Linked DNA regions of Homo sapiens: all the other regions are linked to region 4. Evidence: chromatin contacts called from ENCODE Hi-C data. All regions are on one chromosome and are shown on one strand. The core of a region is the stretch at or near the end of the contact, and the rest is flanking DNA. Distances in the headings are between cores, read along the strand shown. Region 1 holds the start of CASP6 (caspase 6). Region 2 holds the start of SEC24B (SEC24 homolog B, COPII component). Region 3 holds the start of MCUB (mitochondrial calcium uniporter dominant negative subunit beta). Region 4 holds the start of CYP2U1 (cytochrome P450 family 2 subfamily U member 1).

Region 1 (6,083 bases), core at 1,561-4,060, 1.8 Mb before region 4:
TAACTTCTTTCAAACTCCTGTTAATGTGGAGATATATGCATATACCTATGTATAATGTATGTGTGTGTGTATATGTGTGTGTGTATATATATATATATATATATATATATATATATATATATAAAATGGATAGGTATGTTGTCCTGCCTGTAAAATACCACCCAGTGTGCCAATTGAAATATATATAATTTTTAAATATTTATATATGTATTTTATATATATTATATATATATATATATATATATATATATATTTTTTTTTTTTTTTTTTTTTTTTTTTTAAAGAGTGTCTTACTCTGTCACCCAGACTGGAGTGCAGTGGCACAGTCAGCTGACTGCAGCCTCAAACTTGGGCTCAAATAATCCTGCCATCTTAGTGTCCTGAGTTGCTGGGAATACAGGCATGTGCCACCACTCTTGGCTAATTAAAAAAAAAAAAAAATTGTAGAGACAGGGTCTTGCATTGTTGCCTAGGCTGGTCTCAAAACTCCTGGCCTCAAGCAATCCACCTTGGCCTCCCAAAGTGCTGGGTTTACAGGCATGAGCCACTGTGGCTGATACATGTACTTTTAATTTTTCGTTTTTCTTTTTTTCCCCCTCTAGTCTCTAGTTACATACCGTAAGTGGATATTTTGACCTCCCATGAATCACAAATGTTCTTAATGGCATCTCGAATGATGAATCCTTTCCAGAAGATTTTCAATTTACTTTGCTCAGAACTATCAGAGGAATCATGATGACAGCTATAGCCTTATGAAATGTATTTTGTAAATAAGACTTGAAAGTCAAAATTTCTCCTTGATCCCTGGGCTTCAGAATGGATGTTGTGTTAGCAAGCACGATAACAGCATCAGTCTCTGTACATCTCTATCAGAACTCTTGGATGACCAGGTGTATTGTCAATGAGGAGTAATATTTTGAAAGGAACCTTTCTTCTGAGCACTAGAGCTCAACAGTGGGCTTTAAATATTCTCTAAGCCATGCTGTAAATAGATGTGCTGTCACTAACTAGCCTTTGTTGGTCCATTTATAGATCATATTTAGCATAATTCTTAAGGGCACTAGGATTTTCAGAATGGTAAAGGAATGTTGGCTTTAAAGTCATCAGTTGTATTAGCCCCTAACAAGAGCATCAGCCTGTTCTTTGAAGCTTTGAAGACAGGCATTGACTTCTCTCTAGCTATGAAAGTCTTAGATGGAATCTTCTTCCAATAGAAGGCCGTTTCATATACATTTAAGATCTGTTGTTTTGGCTGGGCACGGTGGCTCACACCTGTAATCCCAGCACTTTGGGAGACCGAGGCGGGCAGATTGCTCAAGGTCAGGAGTTCAAGACCAGCCTGGCCAAACATGGTGAAACTCTGTCTCTACTAAAAATACAAAATTAACCTGGACATGGTGGCACATCCTGTAATCCCAGTTACTTGGGAGGCTGAGGCAGAAGAATCGTTTGAACCCAGGAGGCAGAGGTTGCAAAAGATCGCACCACTGTACTCCAGCCTTGGTGACAAAGCAAGACTGTCTCAAAAACAAAAGATTGTTGTTTAGTGTAGCTGCCTTTATCAATGATTTTAGCTAGATCTGGATAACCTGATGCAGCTTCTACGTTAGCACCTGCTGCTTCACCTTGCACTTTTATGTCATGAAGATAGTTTCTTTCCTTAAACCTCAGGAACCATCCTCTCTGCTAGCTTCCAGCTTTTCTTTTGCAATTCCCTCACCTCTCTCAGCCTCCATAGAATTGAAGAGTTAGGGCCTTGCTCTGGATTAGGCTTTGGCTTAAGGGAATGTTGTGGCTGTTTTTATCTTCTATCCAGACCAACTAGAACTTTCTCCATATCAGCAATAAGGCTGTTTAGCTTTATTGTCTTTTGTGTGTTTACTGGAGTAGCATTTTTAATTTCCTTCAAAATTTTTTCCTTTGCATTCATGACTTGGCTTTTCTCCTTTGCACTCACAACTTGGCTAACTGGAGCAAGAAGCCTAGCTTTCTGCCTACCAACATTACTTCCTCACTAACTTAATCATGTTTGCTTTTGATTTAAAGTGACAGGCTCTTCCTTTCATTTGGACACTTAGAGGCCTTTGTAGGATTATTAGTTGGCCTAATTTCAAAATTGTGTTTCCAGGAATAGGGAGGCCCCAGGAGGGGGAGAGAGAAGGGAAAGTTCGGTGGAACAGTCCAAACACATACAGGGCTTATGGATTAATTTCCCCTTCCTTTATGAGCGCGGTTCATGGTGCCCCAAAACAATTGCAATAATATTAAAGATTACTGATCACAGATCACAACAGCAGACATAATAACAATGAAAAATTTTGAAATATTGCGAGAGTACCAAAATGTGACACAGAGACACAAAGCGAGCCAATGTTGAAATACAGGCAGTATCTGCTAAGCGGTATAAAACAATCTATGCCTGTACCTCTAGAAAGTACAGGCATAGCAAAGTAAGGAATAGCAAATGTTTGGGGCAGCTGGGATTAAATGAGTCCGAGCTCACACAAGTGATGTGAAATTGCCTCGGGCTAGGCGGTCTGTGTGTCCCCCCGGGTGGCAACTGGCATGTCCCCAGGGCACGGTTAGTCCCAGCGGGCCTGGAGGCGAAGACCGCGTACCTCTCCCTGCCCCCGCGCTCTTGGTCCCCGCGGGCTCCGGAGCGACTGGGAGGAGCTTTAACTCTGGGAAGGACCAGCCCGATCCACGGGAGCCCGGGCGGCGCGCAATCAGAACCAACTGGCCCCACGCTCGGGGGCAGGGGGCGGGGCCGCCGAGGAAGGGCCGAGGGCGGGGCCGGGCCCGGGAGCCTGTGGCTTCAGGAAGAGGAGGGCAAGGTGTCTGGCTGCGCGTTTGGCTGCAATGAGCTCGGCCTCGGGGCTCCGCAGGGGGCACCCGGCAGGTAGGCAGGGGGCGTCGACTGGGCACCGAGCAGGTCTGCGTCTTGCTCCGGCTGGAGGGGAAACGAGGGTTAGTGGACCGGGCGCGCGGACCGGAGTGGGGCCGCGGGTTCCTTCGGCTTTGCAGGGCGGCCTGGAGAAGTTGCACTCTTGGATTGAAGCGCTCAGGGCGGGTGGGGACGGTTTCGCGCTTCAGTCTAAGAAACACTCGGGGACCTGGCTGCCGCCTCCTGGCGGTCCCGAGTAGCGACGCCGGCGCCGGGGCGTGCCCCTGCCGCCTTTGTCCTCCGGGGCGATGAGCGCTTTCGGGGCGCCCCGGCTGTTTAAACCTTAAAAGGCTGTCCCCACGCGGGCCTGGCGTTCCCCCACACCTGGCCGTTTGAAATGTTGGGGGTTGGATCTTTTGTTTGCTCACTTCGAAAAGTGAAAAGGAGGGGTTGTTCCGCCGAGTCATAATGAAAACATAACAGGCCCGCGGGGTGCCCGGGCCAAGACCCTGGGTCCTCCCGGGCTTCAGCTGGAGGCGGCCAGTTCCTGGCGGCCAGCACACCCCGGTATCTCTCTTCTTCATCCAGGAAACCTGCTGCTGTCTGTCGGTTTGAGCCAAAACCACAATAACTTTTTTCTGCAAAGTAATCAACTGCTAAGAGCGTACGTTCTGTCACTTATTACTGGTAAAGTTTAGAAACTTCAAGCCTGGCCAGAGTGAAACAAACAAAAAGGTCGAAACGCCTGCAGTTGGCCGGCCGTGGTGGCTCACGCCTTGTAATCCCAACACTTTGGGAGGCCGAGGCGGGCGGATCACCAGAGGTCGGGAGTTCTCGACCAGCCTAACTAACACGGTGAAACCCCGTCTCTACTAAAAATACAAAAAAATTAGCCAGGCCTGGGCGCAAGCTACTGGGGAGGCTGAGACAAGAGAATCGTTTGAACCCTGGAGGTGGAGGTTGCAGTGAGCCGAGATCGCCCCACTGCACTCCAACCTCGGCGACAGAGTGAGACTTCGAATCAAGAAGAAAAAAAAAAAAAAAGAACGAAACGCCTGCAGTTGGTTAGAGTGCCTTTGTTTAAGAACTCTTTATATTTTGCTGCACAAAGGAAATGGTGCTCCAGAGGCAAGCTGTAAAAGTCACATGGTCGTAGAGGAGGTAGATAGGTAGCCTTGTCCTGGAGGCACAGTGCAGGGTCCAGTTGCAGTCTCTAGGGGCGGGAAGCCGGGGCTTTCCTTCACTCACCTGCTCCCTTCCTCTTCTTCCTCCACCGCACTCCCCAGTGCATGTTCTAGGCCTGATGGAGGTTACTCTACATAGGGTTACTAAATACATTGTTGATGGAGCCGATGGGTAGATTTTCATAGAGAGTGCAGTGAATGAAGACGATGACAGTAGAATGACCGAAGTCGTTTGGGAAGTTGAACAAAGTTTAGAAAGGTAGCCGGTCTCGGGTGGGAGGGGCTGCGTGGGGATGGGCCTACAGAGACTTTGGAATCTGTAGGTGGGCTGGCTTTCAATCCCAGCTTCACTTTGCCGACCTTGGCACGCCTGGCCCACTTTCTCTGTCCCTGTTCCTGAGCTGTGGAGCTGTGAGATAAGGTATCTAAGGCATCAGGCCATCAACAAATGGTAGCTGGCAGGATTATCTGGAGGGACTATCAAATTAGAGTGAGGTGAAAAAAGGAATGATTAGTTTTGTAAAACCTAAGCTGATTTAAGGAATAAGGAGGTGGCAGTTACATTATCCTGCAAAGGAAGAGAAGTGAAAAGAGGGCCAGACACAGTGGTGGGCGCCTCTAGTCCCAGCTACTGGGGAGACTGAGGCAGGAGAATCGCTTGAAACCTGGAGGTGGACTTGCAGTGAGCCAAGATTGCGCCACTGCACTGCAGCCTGGGCGACAGAGGGAGGCTCTGTCTCAAAAAAAAAAAGTGAAAAGAGGTCAAGAATCAGGTTTAAAGAAGGGCACATTTTTGATAAGTAGATTGCAGATGAAAAGGAATTTCTATATCTGTTATACAGGGTAGCTCCTTCATTAAAATTTATTTTCTCCATATCAATAAAGCTATTTCTTACTTTATCCAGGTTTTTAAATATTAACGCAGGCCGGGCGTGGTGGCTCATGCTTGTAATCCCAGCACTTCCAGGAGGCTGAGGCAGGTGGATCACTTGAGGCCAGGAGTTCAAGACCAGCCAGGACAACATAGCAAAACCCTGTCTCTACTGAAAATACAAAAAAAAAGTAGCTGGGTGTGGTGGCGCATGCCTGTAATCCCAGCTACTCAGGAGGCTGAGGCGGGAGAATCGCTTGAACCCGGAGGCGGAGGTTGTGGTGAGCCGAGACCACGCCACTGCACTCCAGCCTAGGCAACAGAGCAAGACTCCATCCCAAAAAGATAGTAATAAAAAATAAATATTAATGCGGCATAATGATACTTAAGTGCCCCCTTCTGGAAAGCTTGTCTTCTTGGGATACACAGCTCAAGGTGGTCATGATGTGTTATTTTCTCTCAATCTGTGGGTAAAGTTTATCAACTCCAGAAAAGTATTGGAACTTAGGTCCTGGCATCTGTCTCCATAGCTTTTTGTTCTGATTCAGTGTTTGCTAGAGTGGCCACTGGACCTGGTCATTAACTGGTACTGCAGGATGCAGGGTGCACTTTGTGAGAGTGAAGGTAAGTTACAGCTGGCCAGCATCAGAATTGGGATGTCCAGAGCCTAGGTTTTTTTCTACATCCGTAGCATTAACAAACAACAACAACAACAAAAAACTTAAAAAAAAAATCCCTCACTGAGGTTGCCAAATCTGTTAACTTTGAAACTGAATGTATTAAGAGATGGGGTCTAGCTCTGTTACCCAGGCTGGAGTATGGTGACTATTCACAGGGGCAGTCATAGCACACTATGTCCTAGAACTCTTGGGCTCAAGAGATCCTCCTGCCTTGGCCTTCCAGGTAACCGGGACTATAGGCTTGCCACTATGCCCGGCCAGAACGTCATTTTAAACAGATTTTCTTGAGCAGCTACTTAATACTAGTTAGCCATTCCTAAACCTGTAGGTCTTGACTAATGTGAGGGCATATTTGAGACAACCCAAACTCACATCTTAAGTTATTAATTTTAATGTGTCAGCTAACAACTGGGAAGCTACTTCTTTGGCAATATGAGAAACAAGAGTTTTAAAGACCCAAGCAA
Region 2 (5,907 bases), core at 2,015-4,514, 1.5 Mb before region 4:
CTATCATAAGTATCACAAGTAGCAGGTTGCCATCTGTACTTCTGAGGAACCAGTTACAAACTGGAGTTTCTACTACCCCCTCCTTAGGTTCAATTACTTTGGTAGAAGGGCTTGTGGAAGTCAGGAAAACATTTAAATTTATTGTTTATTATAAAGGATATTACAAAGGATACAGATGAACAGCCAAATGAAAGAGATGTACAGGGCAAAGGATGGGGGCAGGTGCCGCCACCCTCCCAGCATCTCCACATGTTCAGCAACCCAGAAGGTCACCAAATCTTACTGTTCCAGAGTTTTTATAAAGCTTCATCTCCAGCCTATCCACTCCCCTTCAAAGGGGATGATGGGTGGGGACTCAAAGTCCCAACTCTCTAATTACTTGGTCTTTCTGGTTACCAGCTCCAGCCTGAGGCTGTCTAGGAGACCCATCCTAAGTCATCTCATTAGCACAAACTCAAATGTGATCAAAAGACTCCTTATGAGTAGCAAGCGACACTCCTATCACTCAGGAAATTACAAGGGTTTTAGGAGCTGTTACAGGAACCCAGGACAAAGGCCAAACGTATTTCATATCACACCACAACACTGAAGTGAGTGATTTCTAGGTACCATTCCAGTTTTACAATTCTGTCTGTTTTATGCTCATATTTCTGACCTATTTCTTTTTCACCATGTCTGGAATTCCATAGAGATATATTAAAAGGCTAACTACTTTTGTAGGACTGAAAAATAAATGAGAAACCCAAATGACTGCTTACTACATGCTGATACCACGTAGCAAACTTTTTTTTTTTGAGATTAGCAAACAAAACAAAAAGAGATTTAATCTTGTTTCTCTACTTAAACTAATCCCTTCCACAAAAACAAAAATCCTTCTGGAGGATAAGGTGTGAGGATCACCTGAGCCCAGCAGACCAGCCTGGGCAACACAGGGAGACCTCGTACTCTACCTGACCCTAGTTCTTACACTTTACCATAACTTTCAAATTTCCTAGCATAACATTTAAGGCCTTTCTGCAACCTGACCCCTTTTAACCTGCTCCTTTCGGCTTCGATGCCTTGGCTTCCCATGCCACCCAGCACCCTCTGCACCTCTTGACTCCTTCCACTTTCCAAGCATGCCCTGCACTTTCATATTTCCAAACTTTAGTTCATGCTGTAACCTCTGCCTAGAGTCAACCTTTCCCTCCCACCCCAACCTGTCGAGTCCCTCAAGGCTAGCCAGAACCAATTCAAACATTACCAAATACAGGGCAAGTCAGGAGAGAGGCAGGGACTCTGTCTCATCTGCTACCCTAACCTTGAGTCCCCAACTGGTAAGCATGCAATAAATGTTGAAATGATTATTGCAACATTAAAGGAAAGTAGTGATTATAAACAAGAGAACTCAAGCATCATCTATATTTGGCATCAAAACATTGATTTGTTCTTACAGATTTTAACATCCTGATTACACTTGGCTGAGTACATATCCTGGCATTCTTGAGTGTTCACAAAATTTATAAGGCTGTAATAAACATTTGCCACTTTAAAAACTGTTCACTAAGATGATAATGCATATTCAGAAAATCAAGGAAAGACACAATCCTTGAATCACTGGTAAACATGAGTCTACAATGTTCTAAAAGACTTGGGCTCTTTTACTAAATTATCGTGTTCTAGTTCCTTCATAAAGCTATTTTAAAAACAAACAAAAACAAGAACTTATATTAAGGTTACAAGAACAAACACTGCTCACAAATAGTATTTTTACATTTGTTCAGAACAGGTTTATATCCAAAAGCGATTATAGTAAACAATGACTACTGAGAGTACAGCATGTAATACTGATAGGTAAGGCTGATCCAAAGAATATTAAGGCTAAAGTATCACTCAACTTCTGATCCTCAGGACAAACGATACACTTCATGTTTGAAAAGCATCAGTTGTAAAACTTAGATGTTGATTAAACTAATTCATAAAGTCCAGCAGATTTTCATTAGGAAATTAGATAAAACAGGTCAATCATCTGGAGAGTACTAATGCAGTTTGGTTCTCGTACCAACACAGGACAGAGGTATTTTTCTAAATTCAGTCAATTACTTTCCAAGGTTCTCATCTGACATACTAAGAAGTCTGTAAGGAGAATTCCTCCACCCTTGGCCCCTATCCGCGAACATTCCAAATCTCAGCATTAGGGAATGCATATCCATCATTTTGCAGCCTACTAAAAGCCCACGACCTTAATATGAAAGCGGCTTTCGTGCTGCATTTGGCTGCTGCCTGTATGAAGGCCCTGCCTCAAAGCAGGGCCAACTCTGGCACGTTTTTTCATCTCTGAAAGTGGAGCTAGGAAAAACACCCAGATCTAAAGATGTTCGTTTAAATCCGTTTACATCTGCTCCCTTTCAAACACTACAAGCAAACTCCAAAAGCTTGAGCAGCAGCCGCAGCGGCAATGACAGTTCTTGAGGCCGAACTGGGTCAGGGTTACAGTTACACTTATATAGCATATTTACACCCTTTTGTCTACAAACTTGAGTGCAAACTTAAGTTTCCTCAAGGCAGCGTGTTCGCTGGGCCTCGGGAACCGAAGCAATTTTCCTGAGACAGGAAGGGCACAATCCACCCTGCTGGGTGGCTGCACCAGCCTTCTCCGGACCACGCACTCAGCGGCCTCGGCTTCTGGCCAGCTCTCGCAGCCAAGGGGTCGCTCGGGGCAACTCGCCCGCGTCCAGGCTAGGTAACTGGGTTTTACTACGTGGGCTCCCAGCTTTTCAGTCGCCCCTACTCGCCCGAGGCCGTTTCGGGCCTGGGGTCGCATTACATAAACAGCCACGGCCCCAGCTTTCCCAGGCCGGCCCCCGCCCCCACGCCAGGGGCGTCCCACCCCCGCGCGCCCCGCGCCGTGCCTTCCCTGCCCCCTACCCGCACCCAACCCGGACCCCGCGGCCTCCGCACCGCGCCCGCTCCCGTCCCTCGGGCCGGGCCTGGCCCCGAACGCCCTTCCCGGCCCGGCCCGCCCCGCCCCGATGTGGCCGTGCAGGCCGCCCAGCCGGTGCTAGGCCCCGCGCTCCGCCCGGGCCGCCCGCCTCACCGTTCTGCTGGTGCGGCGCCGGGCCCGCACCCGGGCCCGCGGGCGCTGCGGCTCCTGAGACGGCCGCTCCGCCGAACTTGGGCGGGATCCGGGCGCTGGCGGCCGGGTGAGAGGACCCGGCGGGGGCCGACATGACGGCGCTGGTGGCGACGGCGGCTCCGCTTCAGGGAGGTGGGCGGAGGGAAGGGAAGGCGGGGCCGGAGAGGAGAGAGGAAGAGGAAGGAACGCGCCTGGCGTCACTGAGGGTGTCACCCGGGACCGCGGCTCAGGTACCCAAGCTTCTCCGCGAGTCCAGCGCTGCCACTCGGCGGCCGCCGCGGGCGCGGGGATCCTGGGTCGCTCCGCCTTGACCCACGCGCCCCACGCCCCGGGACTTACACCTGGGGTCGCTCCCCGCACGCGCGGGCCTCGCGCCGGTGCCGCCGCAGCGCCCCCTGCAGGCCGGAGCCGAGCTGGCCCAGGCCTGAGTCTGGCCCGGGGTTCCGTGGCCCCAGTGCCGGCCCCGCGGCTGCTGCTCCGGCCCGGCCAGGTGCCTTCGTGTTGAGGCGAAAGGACTGGGCCTCAGTGGGTGAAGGGACCGGGTGGCCCGCTTCCACCTAGGGCAGAGGCTGGATCGGCCGCGGCGAGGCTGGGCCCAGCATTACTGGGAGGGGAACTTGAGAGCCGCGGGTTGATGTTCGGAGCTCAGGCGACGACTGACCACCCACCCTTCCTCGAAGAGGAACAATGGCTTGGGTTTGGTTTTTAATTTTTGATTCCCCCACCTCCCCTTTCTTGATTCCAAAGGAAATATAGCATTCAAGCGCCATGTCTGTTGGGAATATATAATTCCTTGGCAAAGAAAGAGGAAACATTTCTCTGATAAACACAAGAATCTCAGTAAGAATTGCATTATTGAGAACTTTTCCCACTGATAAAGTAGGGAAGAGGAAGGGGAAAATAGGGTAAGGGAATGCTGGAAGACAAACTTTAAACTTTATCTCCTTTTTTTTTTTTTTTTTTGTCGATTGTTGGTGCATCCTGTTGGTGTTCCGAGAAGTTGTGGCTCAGCTTGCTTTGTCTACATTAGTGGAATCTTTAAGTCTTTCTGGTCTGTCTCAGCATACTCACTGGCAGGCCCTAGACTACATTACCCAAGTCATTTTGCCGTCTTGGAATCCTGAGTATGTCATCACTCTGTATTGGAGATGAGATTGCTCAGAAACACTGAATTCAGAATGGGATCTAGCAAGATGGTATTTCTGGAGCAATAAGTCATTTACTGAATGATTATGCAAAGCATAAATTGCATTGTAGTCCTAGAATAATACAAAGCTTCCCTTTAGTTGTTGCCGTAAATTAATAACTGGCATTTTAATGCACTAAATGAATTTTAGTAGTTAGATTTATATCTTTGACTTCTAGGAATTTCAACTACATTAGAGTTCATATACACAAAAGGGGCAAGCCCTTTTCCACAGCATTTCCAGCTTCTCCACAGAAACCTAGCCCCACATGAGCAAAAGATCACACTCTGTGCTTCATCAAAGAGATTACACAATTACAGATTCCAGCATCTCCCAGGAGTCCTTTGAATTTGGATTAAGGTCTATAATTACGTGGGTAAGGGAATAACTAGGTAATTGGCTTTCTGCACCTGGAATGTATTCTCCTGGGTATAAGAGGCTCCTTTTAATCAGAAGTATATGGGATGAAAGTGAACCCTGTCTCTTAAGGGGAGACTCCTTAAGAGGAGGATTGGGGCCCTGTGTTTTAATAGATCTTCTCCACAATCTTTAATACCTAAGCTCCTTCCCCTTGTCCACTAATTTGCTGTAGAATTTTTCTAGCATGTTTATGATGGTGTTCAGGGCACACTACCCCAAAATATAACACCTTGGCATATTGAATGTTTTAAGCTGATGGAATTTGAGAAATGGCAGGTGTGAGGACTCTGACCTTCCCATGAAGCAGGTCATAAGACCCTCATGTGAGAGATGCCCTCTCTATACCTGGAGAAAAGAAGCAGTCTTATTTGTGAAGACAGAGAGACGCCAAGAGGAATCTAAATGAATAGGCCTTGGTAGGTTTCCCCCAGTTTACTGCCCTTAGCCCATCTTTTTGTCTTATCACAGTTTTCCATAACAGTCTACTCTTCATCAAGCTTGGTATAAAACGCTCAGGTTTCTTCAGGTCTTCGTTTCCTTATGAAGGCTCTGGTGCCATGTAAAACTTACATTAAATATCATACATTCATATGCCTTTCTTTTGTTACAGGAACCCCAGACGCACGGGCCTTGTGCTGTCGCTGCCGTGGCACCCCTTCTAGAAGGTAGATATTTTTCCTCCTGACAAACACTACAACCTTTATGAAAATATTTCACTCTTTTGCTTTAATTTCCATTACTACTATAAGTGAAAAAAGGATGAAGAATTGAATGAATAGGATTGAACCATCTACTAGGCACTGTGCTTGTAAATCTAGATATGTATTTTTTTCTATTTAATCCTAACAATAACTCCATGGGATATTTTTCTTATCCCTATTTTATCTGTGAAGAAACTAATGTTTATAGAGCTGAAGTAATCTTAGTAAAAATCATGAACCTGGAATTAGCAGAACCAGCGGTCAAACCAAGGATTATTTAGCTCCAGACCATTGCTTTACTATAAACTATACTGGGTTAATTTACATTTTTCTTCATAAAGCTATGCTAGTTATGATTTACTGTCTTGCTGTCAAAAGATTTTCAGTTTTTCATATTTAGAATTTGTTCCAGTGTACTCTACAATGGTAGATCTCAGAGTTTTTGAAATGCAGATTTGTGGGCCCAAACCCTGGACCGTATACT
Region 3 (6,155 bases), core at 2,716-5,215, 1.6 Mb before region 4:
CAGTGAACTGAGATTGCGCCACTGCACTCCAGCTTGGCGACAGAGCAAGACTCCGTCTCAAAAAAAAAAGAAAAGAAAGAAATGCATATAGCCTATAAGCAGAAATAAATAAGAAATGACATAAAACATTGAATCTCATATCAAGAAACTGACAGGTTCACAAAGCTTTGCTGTGGTAAACTTTAGAGAGGAAAATCTTGAAGACTGGCAAGGGTCACCCCACAAATATGAGTTCTTCCTGAGGATCTTATGATATTTACTAGATTGAGTAGATTATTAGGTCTGGCTTTTTCCTTTACTTTTATTTTTTTAAGAAGTGCTGTGGGCTGGGCGCGGTGGCTCACGCCTGTAATCCCAGCACTTTGGGAGGCTGAGGCAGGAGGATCACGAGGTCAGGAGTTTTAGCTCGAGGTTTTCTACCTTAGTTTCACAGGTACCTCATTCAACAAATATCTTTCTGCCAAGACACAAATGATTTCCTAGCTTAGAATTTGCTGTAAAACAGCACTAATACCATTTAATCACAATAACAAGCAAAATCTAAAAAAAACACACTAATACTTAAGTGCTGCAAAAGTGGTAATGTTTAATATTTAATTGACAAGCTGGTCTAGCATTACTTTGAGATCAAAGCATCAATGTCTTTTCCATAGCGTAAATACAATCACCAACACTTAACCAATTGCTCTCCTCAGGAGAGGGCTCTGAAGTTAGTTTTATAGAATAGAATACAATGTACCAACTGCAAATACAAGAGATAGAATAGTAGGAACATGTCAAACAAGAACGATATGTTCATTAAATTAAAAAGATGAAAACAATTTCTAAGTTGACATCTTGTGGTGGAATTTAAACATCCATATGCTTTGTTTCTAGAAGTTAAAAAAAGCATACTCGATACTTAAGCTGCTCTGCAGAGTGCTTGATGTAAAAATTTTTTAAACATAGCTTATGTATGGACTCAAATGCTGTACTGGGGACATGAAATCGTATCAGGGAGTTTCTCAGTCTAAGTAGCACAAAATCCAAATTAAGAAAGGCACATTTAGGCAAGGGCTTTCTGTTCAGATGTAACTCACCAAGCACCACAATTACTCAAAGCTGAGTCTTTGTGCACAGAAACATCAGCAGGAGCCATGGATTGCCCTGACAACCACTCAGCTAGAGTGCTGACAAGCAGAGATGCTGCCACCAGAGCGTGATTATGGCCACCAGGCCATGCCTTGCCCAAAGATGAATACAATATGCTCTTGCTCTACTACGCTTCAGACTAAATGTGTTCTTTAAAAAACAATTCTGTATATCCATGTCAACAAACTGTTTTTTTTTCCCCTCACCCAGAAAACACTAGCAGACAATTGCTCACATACAATATGAAGTATGAGAATTGTGTATTTTTCAAAGTTATTAAATGCTCCTATAAGGCACACTCATAGAAGTGTGAAAGACTTCAGAAAGACCAATTATAGTTGGGAACGCTTATTTGAAATACTGCTTACGACAAGTCCTTGCAAGCTAAGATTTTATGAGCTGTCAGGTCACAAACTACTTGTTTTTCTAGCTGCTTCATAGGCTCTAGGGGTCTGAATGTTTCTGGGAAAAAAAATAAATAGAAATAATACTTGCCTTTACCCACAGGATATTTCATAACAAGTGGGAAAGCCACAAAAGAGTGATATCTTAGAATGAAAAATGTCCCGATAGCCAGGTAATTTGATTAGCAGAAAATGGTTTAGTAGTCCTAGCTAAAACTCCTCAAGAGCCAGAATATTTTTATCGGTTTACTCATGGTAAAATGTAAAAGCTGTATATAAAGAACAGCATTTCCACTTCTCAAGTTCTGAAAATTGTCTTTATAGCTGGACAGTTGGCTTAAAACAAAAATTTGCAAATTAGAAACATTCAAACATAACGCTTCTTACGATGATTCCTAACTACTGTTTCCCTGTTATTAGGCCTAATAAGCCCGATGGTACCATTTTCTTTTAAAAGGGTATCCACATTCCTGCTGAGGTATGCAATGGCACCACCCTAGACAGCATCAGATGGGAAATATGGAGAAAAGGATTTGCAGGTGATAATTTGAGAAAGGGCAGCCAGTCCCGGGATCCACAAAAATGCTACTCAACGTGTTAAATGGACTTAATAGAAAACACTTGGGGCTGGTCGCGGTGGCTCACCCCTGTAATCCCAGCACTTTGCGGGGCTGAGACGGGCGGATCACAACGTCAGGAGTTCGAGACCAGCCAGTCTGGCCAACATGGTGAAACCCCGTCTCTACTAAAAATACAAAAATTAGCCGGGTGCGGTGGCGCGCGCCGGTCATCCTATTTTCTGGGGAGGCTGAGGTAGGAGAATCGCTTGAACCCAGGAGGCGGAAGTTGCAGTGAGCCGAGATCGCACAACTGCACTCCAGCCTGGGTAACAGAGCAAGACTCCGTCTCCAAAAACAACAACAAAAAACAATAATCTGTGTTTAAAATGGCATGTGAAAGGGGTTCCTCGTATTGGGTTGTTTTAATGTTTGGTATCTCTTTGACTACACAATGCAACACTTACAGTAAAAGTACAACCTTTAAAAGTATAAAAAGCCCATCTCCCCAATGACTTTATAAGTCTACCATTTTACATTTTAAGGAGTTTGCCCCTGTTCTTACATTTAGTAACAACATGGCCTTCCTCATTCTCTTTCAAACATTCCTGGAATTGATTTTCTGAATGCACTTAATCCTTTGGTCACAAGCTCAATGAAAAGGAAAAAAAAATGCACTTAAATATTCCCTGCATCAATTGAAACTGAAGCCCTCAGACAGCTGGAGGAAAAGGGGGGGAAGGAAAAAAAAGAACAAAATAAACAGGAAGTGAAAGTGACAAGAGAATCACACTGCTTACTTTTTGGCTTTTAAGCCTTTAACAATCTGAAAGTAATCTTAACAGTGTGGGGGAGGAACAAACGAAAACTCAGAAACAGCTCCCTCCCCAACCACACACACCCTGAAGGCTTTGGCTGTCTTTCCTCATCTGGGTCAGAGTTTGCACTCCCGGGCTCCTGTCAGGCTCCATCGCAATCCTCCTTAAACTCAGCGCTTTCCCCTTCTTCTAGTCTTTTTTGGTGCACATCCACTCTCTACTCCTCCAAGCCACGGTTCTCCACAGACCACAATACAACGGTGTCAGGCCAACTGTTACTCACCAGCACACTCATGATTCACCCGTCTCTCGGGTGTCTGAACAAAACGCGAGTTTTTCTTCCTTCTGGGAAAGGGAGGTGCTCGCAGATTTCAGGATGGAAATTTCACTCTCCTGCGACCGTCCACACCCGGGACGGTCACTGCCCCGTTCATCGTTTCCGGGCTCCTTAGGGGCTCGGGCACTGATCACCAAGAGGGAACCGGCCCCGCGGCGCAGCGGCTTTGGAAACTTGCTCCTGACCGAGAGCTGCAGCCCAGAAACTGCCTCCCAGGTTATTCTGCTGCTCCCAGGCCGAAGTCTGGTGGTCCCCGCACCCTATCTCGGCCCGGGTGAGGCACCCCCAGCCGCAGCGCTCTGGCTTCACCTTCCCCGGGCCCGGAGTCTTGACCTCAGCCCAGGCCTCCGTGACCCACGTCGGCCGCCCGGCCACCACCTGTCGGGACCGCCCGGCGCGCGGAGCCCGGCAGCCAGCAAAACGCAGTTGACTGCTCGGCCGCTCGGCTTTTGCTCCCGCCAAAGTTGTCCAACGCAAACTTTGCACCAGCCTACCCCGAACCCCCACAGCCCGGCACCCGCTCTTACCTGGGGCGGAGGCGGCAGCGGCCACGGGCGCGCTGGGCGCCAGGTGCCAGGGGTCGGCAGCAGCCGCGTGCGCCACGGCCAGAGGCCCCTCTGGAGCATCCTCCCGCCCCAGGCGCGCGGCTCCCGCAGGCGTCAGCGGCGCATCCTCCCTCAGCCGGGCTCCTCGTCAGCGCCTGGTGGCTCCGAGCTGTGGGCGCTCCCGCCCCGCCTGCTCGCTCAGCGCGCCGCGGCTCCAGCTTGGGCGGGCTCACGGGAGGGTGTGTCCCTGTTTCCACTTGTCGGCTCTCTACGCATCCGGGCGCAGGGCTGTTTTCTTTCCTCCGACCAAAAAAAAAAAAAAAAAAGAGAGCGAGAGAGCGGGAGCCCGAGAGCGGGAGCCCGAGGTCGAGGGCCCCCTCCTTCTCCAGCAGAAGACCCTCTGGAATGAACAGCAGCAGGCGACGCACACCTTGCGAGCTCTAGATTTCAAAACTCGCTGTTAATTCCCGGTGCTGCGTGCTCTGAGCGCCGTCTTCGCCATCCAACCCAGACGGGGATGAGACGAAAACAGCGTCCGGCATCTGGAGGGGGCAGGGCCGCTCAGGAAGTTTGTTTTCCCCACCGAGCTTGGAGAAGACGGATTGAAGCGGGTCGGCCGAGGCCTCTCCCACCTCCACAACCTCCAAGGCCTCTGCCCCGGGCTGCGGTGCCGGGCCCCTGCTCGCTGGCGAGTGCGGTGTGAGGCGGGCAGCCCGGGCCTACCCCTGCGGAGGTTTGTAGTTCACGGTATAGGGGCCCAAACCCGAGTTTTTTGGGAAAGTATCTCCCACAGAATTGGCTTCTCTTTTGAAGCACGTTTTTAATTGAAGAAGCTTCGGAACCGGTATTGAGTTCTTCTAACTACTGGGAAATCGGATGCTTTGTTTTGAGACTACTTATTTTTGAAAGCAAACCAAAGGCATTAAAGAGCAACCTAAACCAATTACAGTAGGGTTGTTAGATAAAATATAGGATGCCCAGTTAAACTTGAATTTTAGATACAAATAGTGAAGTATGTCCCAAATATTGCATGGGTCACATTTATTATTTTAAAAATGAAATATCTGGGATATACTAAATTATTTGGTGTTTATCTGAATTCAAATTTAACTGGGCACTCCGCATTTTTATCTCCTGAATCTGCAAGAGGGTTCAGTTAATGAATCAAAATTGGCAAACCTGCAATAAGTGGCAAATCACTCCTGGCGGTAATCTCCTTTCCTTATTGAAAAGGGAAAGAATCACAAGTTTCTACTATAGTAAAAACTTTATCACTATTAAAGGCTGATTCACCTGTGTTAACTAGCATGTCTTTCAAAATACAGTTGCCCCAGATGGAGAGTGACACATGAAACTTTAAGTTCATATGGGAAGGTAAATTACCTTACCTGAATCTTTTCCTCCTATTAGCTAGTGCTCCAAGTGAAAGAAGCGTGTATTTTTGTTTTTTTGTTGTGAAGGGTTCTTGTTTAATACAACTGAAAAGAATGCCTATACAAAGAATTGACATGAAAAAGCATTGATTCAACACTCATGAGCTAGGTTCTGAAAGGTGTAAAAAAATTACCTGAACATTTTTAGAAATTGGAAACTACAACTAAAACTGATAAAAATCCCTATTAACATTTGTGAAGAATCTTGATAATGTGTCCTGAATTGGTGGGTTCTTGGTCTCACTGACTTCAAGAATGAAGCCGCGGACCCTGGTGGTGAGTGTTACAGTTCTTAAAGGTAGCGTGTCCGGAGTTTGTTCTTTCTGATGTTCGGACATGTTTGGAGTTTCTTCCTCCTGGTGGGTTCAGTGGTTTCGCTGGCTTCAGGAGTGAAGCTGCAGACCTTGGCAGTGAGTGTTACAGCTCTTAAGGTGGCGCGTCCGGAGTTGTTCATTCCTCCCAGTGGGTTCGGGTCTCACTGGCCTCAGAAATGAAGCTGCAAACCTTCACGGTGAGTGTTACAGATCATAAAGGCAGTGCAGACCCAAAGAGTGAGCAGCAGCAAGATTTATTGCAAACAACAAAAGAACAAAGCTTCTAGAGCGTGGCACGGGACCCAGACAGGTTGCCACTGCTGGCTCTGGCAGCCTGCTTTTATTCCCCCATCTGGCCCCACCCACATCCTGCTGATTGGTCCATTTTACAGAGCGCTGATTGGTCCGTTTTGACAGGGTGCTGATTGATGTGTCTACAATCCCTGAGCTAGATACAGAGTGCTGATTGGTGTATTTACAATCCTTTAACTGGATATAAAGGTTCCCCAAGTCCCCACTAGATTAGCTAGACACGGAGCACTGATTGGTGCATTTACAAACCTTGAGCTAGACACAGGGTGCTGATTGGTGTGTTTACAATCCTTTAGCTAGACAT
Region 4 (6,321 bases), core at 2-2,501:
TGCGTAGGAGTGACTCAGAAAAGAAGTCAGAGACCTAAGCCAGCCAGTAAGACAAAGGGGGACGGTAGAGACAGGTTAGATTGGACATTTTATTGCAGCAGATAACACGTTTTCCAACCCCCAAAAATGTCCAATTTAGACTCCCATACGCAGGAATCAGAGGCTATGAACCAAAGCCGGAGATTTGGTAATAGGCTTCTTCTGTGTTTTCTGGACTTTTTATCTTATTGGAAATTATCTTCTTAAATTCTTACATTCGAAACCCACAAGGTAAAAAGAATATCCTTCCCTCTTTCTAACATGGGGGCCAAAGTTTCTCTCCGAGGTCACAGCTGGTGGAAGGGAAGGCTACTTTTGGAAAGATGGAACCTGGCTTGCCACCTTGTCCTTCCGCCATCCCTATTACTCTCCCTCAATCTCCGGATGACTTTTCTACTTATGATCTTGGAGTATGAGCAAGTCACGCGTCCGTCACTACTTGATGGGATCTTAAAGGCATCAGAAAGGAGAAGCGCCGCCACCACCATCACCTGTTAGTTCAGGATGCAGGTGTGAGGCAGCCTGGGGGCGCGGGCGGCCGGAAGGGGCACAGGAACTGCAGCCCCCACGCACCTGGAGACTCATCCGCGGCATCCGCGTACCCACAGCCCACGACCTCCCGCTCACCCTTCTCCTTGGTCACGATGGAGATGAGCGGCACCCGCGGGCGGTCGCTGAAGACCTCGGCCTGCTGCACCAGCGCCTCGCGCACGCTGTGGAAGTCGCTGAGGACCACCACCAGGTAGTGGCCGATAAAGAAGCTGAAGATGCTGCCGTACACGCGGGCTAGGTGAGCCAGGAGCACCTGCGGGCCTATGACCGAGGGATCAATCCCTGCGGCCCTGGTCCTGCTGCTCAGCCAGCTCCGCCGCCGGAGGAAGGGAGGCAGCAGCACGTGACCGAAGTTGCCCACCAGAGGCCAGGGCGTGGGCCCGGGCGGGATGCCCCGCGCCCGGCGCCTCCGCAGCCAGCTCCAGCCCAGCAGCGCTACGAGGCCGCATAGCAGCAGCGCGCCCCCGCTGGGGTCCAGCCGCAGCAGCCCCAGAGGCGCACGCAGGAGGCGCGCGGGCCAGGGCGGGTCCTCGGCCGGCGGCTGCGACGGCCCCGGAGACGACATGGTCCGGGCGCCGGCGGCCTCGGGTTCCCCTTGCTGCCTGGAGGAGACGCGCACGCAGCTGCCTGACCCGCGGCGCCAGTGTCCTGCTCTGCTCTGGAAGGTCGGGGGCGGGCAGGGGGTGTAGGAACGCCCCCGGATTGGCTGCGCCGCGCGCATTCTCCCCGCCGCCGCCACTCAGCGACGCCTGGGCGGAACCTGGAGGCGCGCCGGCTGCCTGGCGGAGGGGGTTGGCGGGCTAGCAGGCGGGGGACCTGAAGTTTGCCCCGAAGTCCGGTTACGACCCTTTGCAGGGTCGGGCTTGGCGGTGACTGTCCCTGAAACTGGGATGCTGGCAACACAACCTTGCGCTCTGATTGGCTGTTGGTTTCCCTTGTGTCATTCGTTTGTCATTATCACTCGTTTGTCAGTTGACAAACACAAACGCATGGTTATGAAGTGCATAAACCGTGTTAGGATCTGTACTGAGTGTGGGAAACTGGTGAACAGGCCCGTGAGATGGGTCGGCCTTAGCACCTGTGCCCTGAGCTGGGAGAATGGGGTCAACGCCCTATTCCTGCATGCTTCGGTGTAGTAGTGAAAAGACGGGGTTCCTTATCTAAACTGGGATTCGCAGCACCCTTTCCTCCACGCAGAGACAGCAGGATGCTGGGAAGCCGTGGAATGCAGAATCTGTGGGTGTCGGCTTGGCAGCCAACTCTGCGGAAGGGATGATGGCGGGAGTGGGGGGAGCGAGGGGCGGGCAGCGAGGCACGAGGAGTCACGTTCTGAGAGCTTGCCCTGGGCTAGAAAACTTATGCGGAGAGCGAAAGCTGTGTCCATTCCTGCGTGTGGCCTGGGTGCATTAGAAAATGTACTTAAATCCAGAAATAGCGAAACCAGAATTTGCTTGGTGGATTTAAGTAGCTAGAAATATGAAAAGAAGATAACCGGTTGAGGGAGGGGTGGCAATATTATTATTGGTGTTAGACAACACTTGAAAGGCTGAGGTTGAAATATTAGATATGAATTGTATAATACTTTAAAAACAAAGTATTACTTTATTTTATCTTCTCAGATAATGGCTTTCCTGATAAGGGCTTCCCTTTCAGTCTTGTTTAGGCCAAATCCTGTAGTTTCTGTTCAAGTTGGATTGAGCATAGAATTGTCTGTACTGGGCCATTTTTCTAGCCGTTTCATTTTTCTCCATACATTAAAAGTTTGAACACCACGCTGTACCTATAAAAATGTGATCAAAGAAAGCATAGTGAGTCCTCAAATAAATACATGATCCATTTTATTTTTCTATAAACAAGTGATGCCAGTAGGATATGTTAAATTTCAAGTCCACTCTGTTCTCATATTCTTTTTGACATGCTTTTCATGTTATTTTAAGCTTATGCACCCCAAACAAAAAAAAAAAACCTCCACACCTCTCATCTTCTATAATTAACCACTACTTGTGAGATTACTTTTCTCATTTTTTTTGAATTTTTGAATTAAGAGAAGTTTTTAAAAATTTAAACTACTTGTTTGCAGATACGATCTTCAACATGACATTCTGGATGTCATCTGATTCTAGGGCTTTGCTCTCTGAAACAGTAGCCACTATATACATCATCCCATACAAGCAATTTAAATTCATAAATGATTTTAAAATAGTTGAAGCTGTGACTAATTTAACAACTCCAACAGCCACCCTTTTATATTGTACAGGATGTAACTGCACGTGTAGTGTTTTCCTAAATCTCTCATTTTCACTAGGTTAATAGCTGTGCGGGGCAGATAGGAAATCTGGGCTGAATTCAGCCTCTCCTCACCACTATATGTTGAAGTCCTAACCCCCAGTGCCTCAGAATAAGACTGTATTTGGAGAAAGGGCCTTTAAAGAGGTAATTAAGCTAAAATGGAGTCCTGTGGATGGGCTCTTACCAATATGACTGGTGTCTGAAGAGGAGATAAGGACACAGAGAGGAAAGAGGATGTGAGGACACAGTCAGAAGGCAGCCATCTACAAGTCAGGAGAGAGGTCTCAGAAGAAATCAACCCTGCTGACACCTTGAGTTTTGACTTCTAGTCTCCAGAACGGTGAGGATATAAATATAAATTTCTGTTGTTTAAAACATCCAGTCTGTAGTACTTTGTTATGGCTGCCCTAGCAAACGAATACAGGAAGGGATATTGTTCATAATATTATGGATACACTTTTATTTTATTATTATTATTTTTTGCGATGGAATCTCGCTCTTTCGCCCATGCTGGAATGCAGTGGTGTGATCTCGGCTCACTGCAACCTCCGCCTCCCAGGTTCATGCGATTCTCCTGTCTCAGCCTCCCAGTAGCTGGGATTACAGGCCCGCACCACCACGCCCGGCAAATTTTGTATTTGTAGTAGAGACAGGGTTTCACCCTGTTGGCCAGGCTGGTCTAGGACTTCTGACCTCAGGTAATCTGCCTGCTTCAGTCTCCCAAAGTGCTGGGATTACAGACGAGAGCCACCATGCCCAGCTGGATGCACTATTTTAAACATGAAACCACACAGCTCATTCAGTGCTCCTTAAGGATGAATTTCCCCAAATTACATTCAGGGCGATTTTGCCACATAAAGGAATACTTTCTGCTTCATCTCTCTTATTTTATATAGGTAAAAAAATAATAGCAGAAGCAGTAAAGGAAGAGAATACTAAGAGATCTTTTGGGTGGGCAGAAGTGGTAAGAAAGATAGAGGATTATGGGAAAAAATCATTTTTATTGAGACCCTAAAGATAATTTTAAACCACCCACTTTCCTACCTATATCCTTGTTCGACATGGATTTTGGCCGGAATTGTTGGTCACAGTATATCCAAAATAGCTGAGTACTTATTTTGTTATAAAGAGTGGTATTAAATTACTCTATTTGTAAAACTACAATTGTTCAGTTGGTTTGTAATTCTCTGGGAGGTAAATGCCACCACACACGACACCCATCCAGAATCAATGAGCATGAACAGAGAGAGTGCATGGCTTAAGAAGGGTTTGCAAAATGCTAATGAAAAGAGAAAGTAGAAATGTTATTAGCACTATTTAGTTGCACAACTCCACTGGCCATTTAAAAATTAACACCTTTGTTCCCTTTAAGTTCTTATGATTTGCTTCATATATATTCCGTTGAGTGTCTTCTATATATGTGTTTATGTACTCTCTGAGCCTCCATGTTCCTGAACTGAAATTGGGATGATAAATATACCTATACCAAGCATAGGGATTAAATAAAATAATTAAATAATAATAATTAAATAATAGCACAATGTCTAGCAACTAGTACTCAATACATAAAAGCTGTAATTATAATAGTTATCACTGGGTTCTTGATAATAGTTTAAACTTAATAGGTTGTCACTATTGCTGCCTCTTATTCACACCTTGCAGATTTACCAGCTTTTTCCAATATTAGAATGTGAGACTTGCCAGGATATTGTTTCCTATATTTAGCCTTTATGTCTTGTATAATGAATAAATAAACGTGCCTATCTTCAGTATTACTTCATTCCTCTCCACTTGCATGTATTATGTATGATTTACTTGGAGAAGAGATGACGGGAGAAAGGCCCCTGAAAAAAATCTAAAACAGTGTAAGGCAGAATCTCAAAAGTCACAAAATCCAATTCCGAAAACATCCCTTTATTTGGTCAAGGTGGTGCCAGGATTAGGACACATTTTTTATTTAACACCAAAATGAACACAATCCAGATGTCCTTCAACAAAAGAGGGGGGCAGGGGAAGGGGAAACTATGGTATACTTATTTGATAGCTCACTACACCACAATAAAAATCAATCAGTTATGACACACTCTACAGTGTGGATAAATATCAAAAAACATGCCAAGTGAAAAAGCCAGGCACAAGAATACATACTAAATAGCTGCATTTATATGAAGTCTGGAACAAACAAAGTGAACCTATGGTGATAGACATTAGAACAGGGTGGATTGTTTGGAAAGGGAAATTGAAAATTTTTTCTAGGGTGGTAGAAATGTTCTATATCTTGACTGAAGTGTTGGTTACTTGGATGTATGCACTTGTCAAAACTTAACTGTGCATTTCACTATAGGTAAATTATACCTCAGTAAAACAATTTTTTTAAAAAAGCCAGTATCTTGGCGAAAAAGACATGGTGAAGTAAGAAGACTTAGCAGGTTTAATTTATGAGATGAATCTATTGTGAGGTGGGTACCCACAGGAACAGTTAGTCACTTTAGTTAGCCTGGCCACAATTGTTACTGATTCCTGACATTTTATTTTTGTGTACGCCAAAGCGTTGCTGAATTCTCTGTTCCTTATTTCTTCCTCATTTACTTCCATTTACTATGCAGAAATCATCGTGGAAACCACATGGGGACCTCTGTCCAAATCTAACTGGGTTGGCCAGGCTATGCTGTTAACATTTCTGATTTGTTTTCTTCATCTGGTCAAAAGAGAGAGTTATAACACAAGGACTCTTAGATTCCTCTGGTCTCTAACATTCTTCTTAAGTGGATTCTTAGGACTTTGACTTTGGCCTCTGATTAACAGCATGCTTAGTCAATAAAATCTGAAAGAATAAATTATATTTACATGGCAAAGTGTAAGCCAGTTACTTCAATAAAACTAACACAAGGGGGTTGGGCACGGTGGCCCATGCCTGTAATCCCAGTACTTTGGGAGGCCGAGGCAGGCAGATCACTGGAGGTCAGGAGTTCGAGACCAGCCTGGCAAACATGGTGAAACTCCGTCTCTACTAAAAATACAAAAAAAAAAAAAAAATTAGCTGGGCGTGGTGGCACATGCCTGTAATCCCAGCTTCTTGGGAGGCTGAGGCAGGAGAACCGCTTGAACCCTGGAGGCGAAGGTTTCAGTCAACTGAGATCACACCACTGCATTCCACCCTGGGCAAGAAAGCAAGACTCTGTCTCAAAAAAGAAAAAAAAAAAAAAAAACTAACACAAGATTGTTACCTCCTGGTTTAGGTAACTGTGCTTGGCCCTCTGCCTAATAATGAAGTCTTATTTCTAAACCTCACTGAGAATGAAGTTTTAGAAAGAAAGGACATTGAAAGGTTACTTACTTCTTCTTTTAGGTAAGAACATACTCATTGCAAACCAGATATTTCAAAGCCAATATTTTATTCTGCTTTTTAAAAGAGTAATACAGTTTTCATAGAAAATTTGA

Evidence for each region. Hi-C counts contacts between places; a loop is a spot of excess contacts on that map. Pooled maps may share reads with other maps.
Region 1: a pooled map shows a loop between it and region 4 (2.8-fold over the local background). The contact joins the promoter of CASP6 here to the promoter of CYP2U1 in region 4. A Hi-C loop is called at or near these places in 5 of 50 pooled maps.
Region 2: a loop to region 4 is called in a pooled map, with 6 times the contacts of the local background. The contact joins the promoter of SEC24B here to the promoter of CYP2U1 in region 4. A Hi-C loop is called at or near these places in 4 of 50 pooled maps.
Region 3: a loop to region 4 is called in a pooled map, with 9 times the contacts of the local background. The contact joins the promoter of MCUB here to the promoter of CYP2U1 in region 4. A Hi-C loop is called at or near these places in 6 of 50 pooled maps.

What each region holds. Positions count from the first base shown.
Region 1 is chr4:109,700,172-109,706,254 of GRCh38, reverse strand. CASP6 (caspase 6) reads left to right here and starts at 2,810. Exons shown (of 7, transcript NM_001226.4): 1 at 2,810-2,899. The coding sequence starts at 2,860. RefSeq lists enhancers at 2,389-2,438, 3,329-3,388, 4,149-4,208 and silencers at 2,599-2,888, 3,039-3,148.
Region 2 is chr4:109,431,172-109,437,078 of GRCh38, reverse strand. It overlaps SEC24B (SEC24 homolog B, COPII component), which reads right to left and starts at 3,264. Exons shown (of 24, transcript NM_006323.5): 1 at 3,077-3,264. The coding sequence starts at 3,209. SEC24B-AS1 (SEC24B antisense RNA 1) reads left to right here and starts at 3,262. Exons shown (of 3, transcript NR_039978.1): 1 at 3,262-3,345; 2 at 5,333-5,387. RefSeq lists enhancers at 2,285-2,434, 2,511-3,370 and silencers at 2,252-2,546, 2,925-3,194, 3,245-3,634.
Region 3 is chr4:109,558,056-109,564,210 of GRCh38, reverse strand. MCUB (mitochondrial calcium uniporter dominant negative subunit beta) reads right to left here and starts at 3,965. Exons shown (of 8, transcript NM_017918.5): 1 at 3,775-3,965. The coding sequence starts at 3,873. RefSeq lists an enhancer at 3,079-3,278 and a silencer at 3,699-4,018.
Region 4 is chr4:107,926,479-107,932,799 of GRCh38, reverse strand. It overlaps CYP2U1 (cytochrome P450 family 2 subfamily U member 1), which reads right to left and starts at 1,251. Exons shown (of 5, transcript NM_183075.3): 1 at 667-1,251. The coding sequence starts at 1,156. It overlaps CYP2U1-AS1 (CYP2U1 and SGMS2 antisense RNA 1), which reads left to right and starts at 681. Exons shown (of 7, transcript NR_125929.1): 1 at 681-829. The region is part of intron 1 of LOC107986298 (a long non-coding RNA gene); the gene reads left to right. LOC124900751 (a long non-coding RNA gene) reads left to right here and starts at 1,215. Exons shown (of 2, transcript XR_007058221.1): 1 at 1,215-1,827; 2 at 2,897-4,655. RefSeq lists enhancers at 514-583, 644-713, 1,374-1,881 and a silencer at 924-1,513.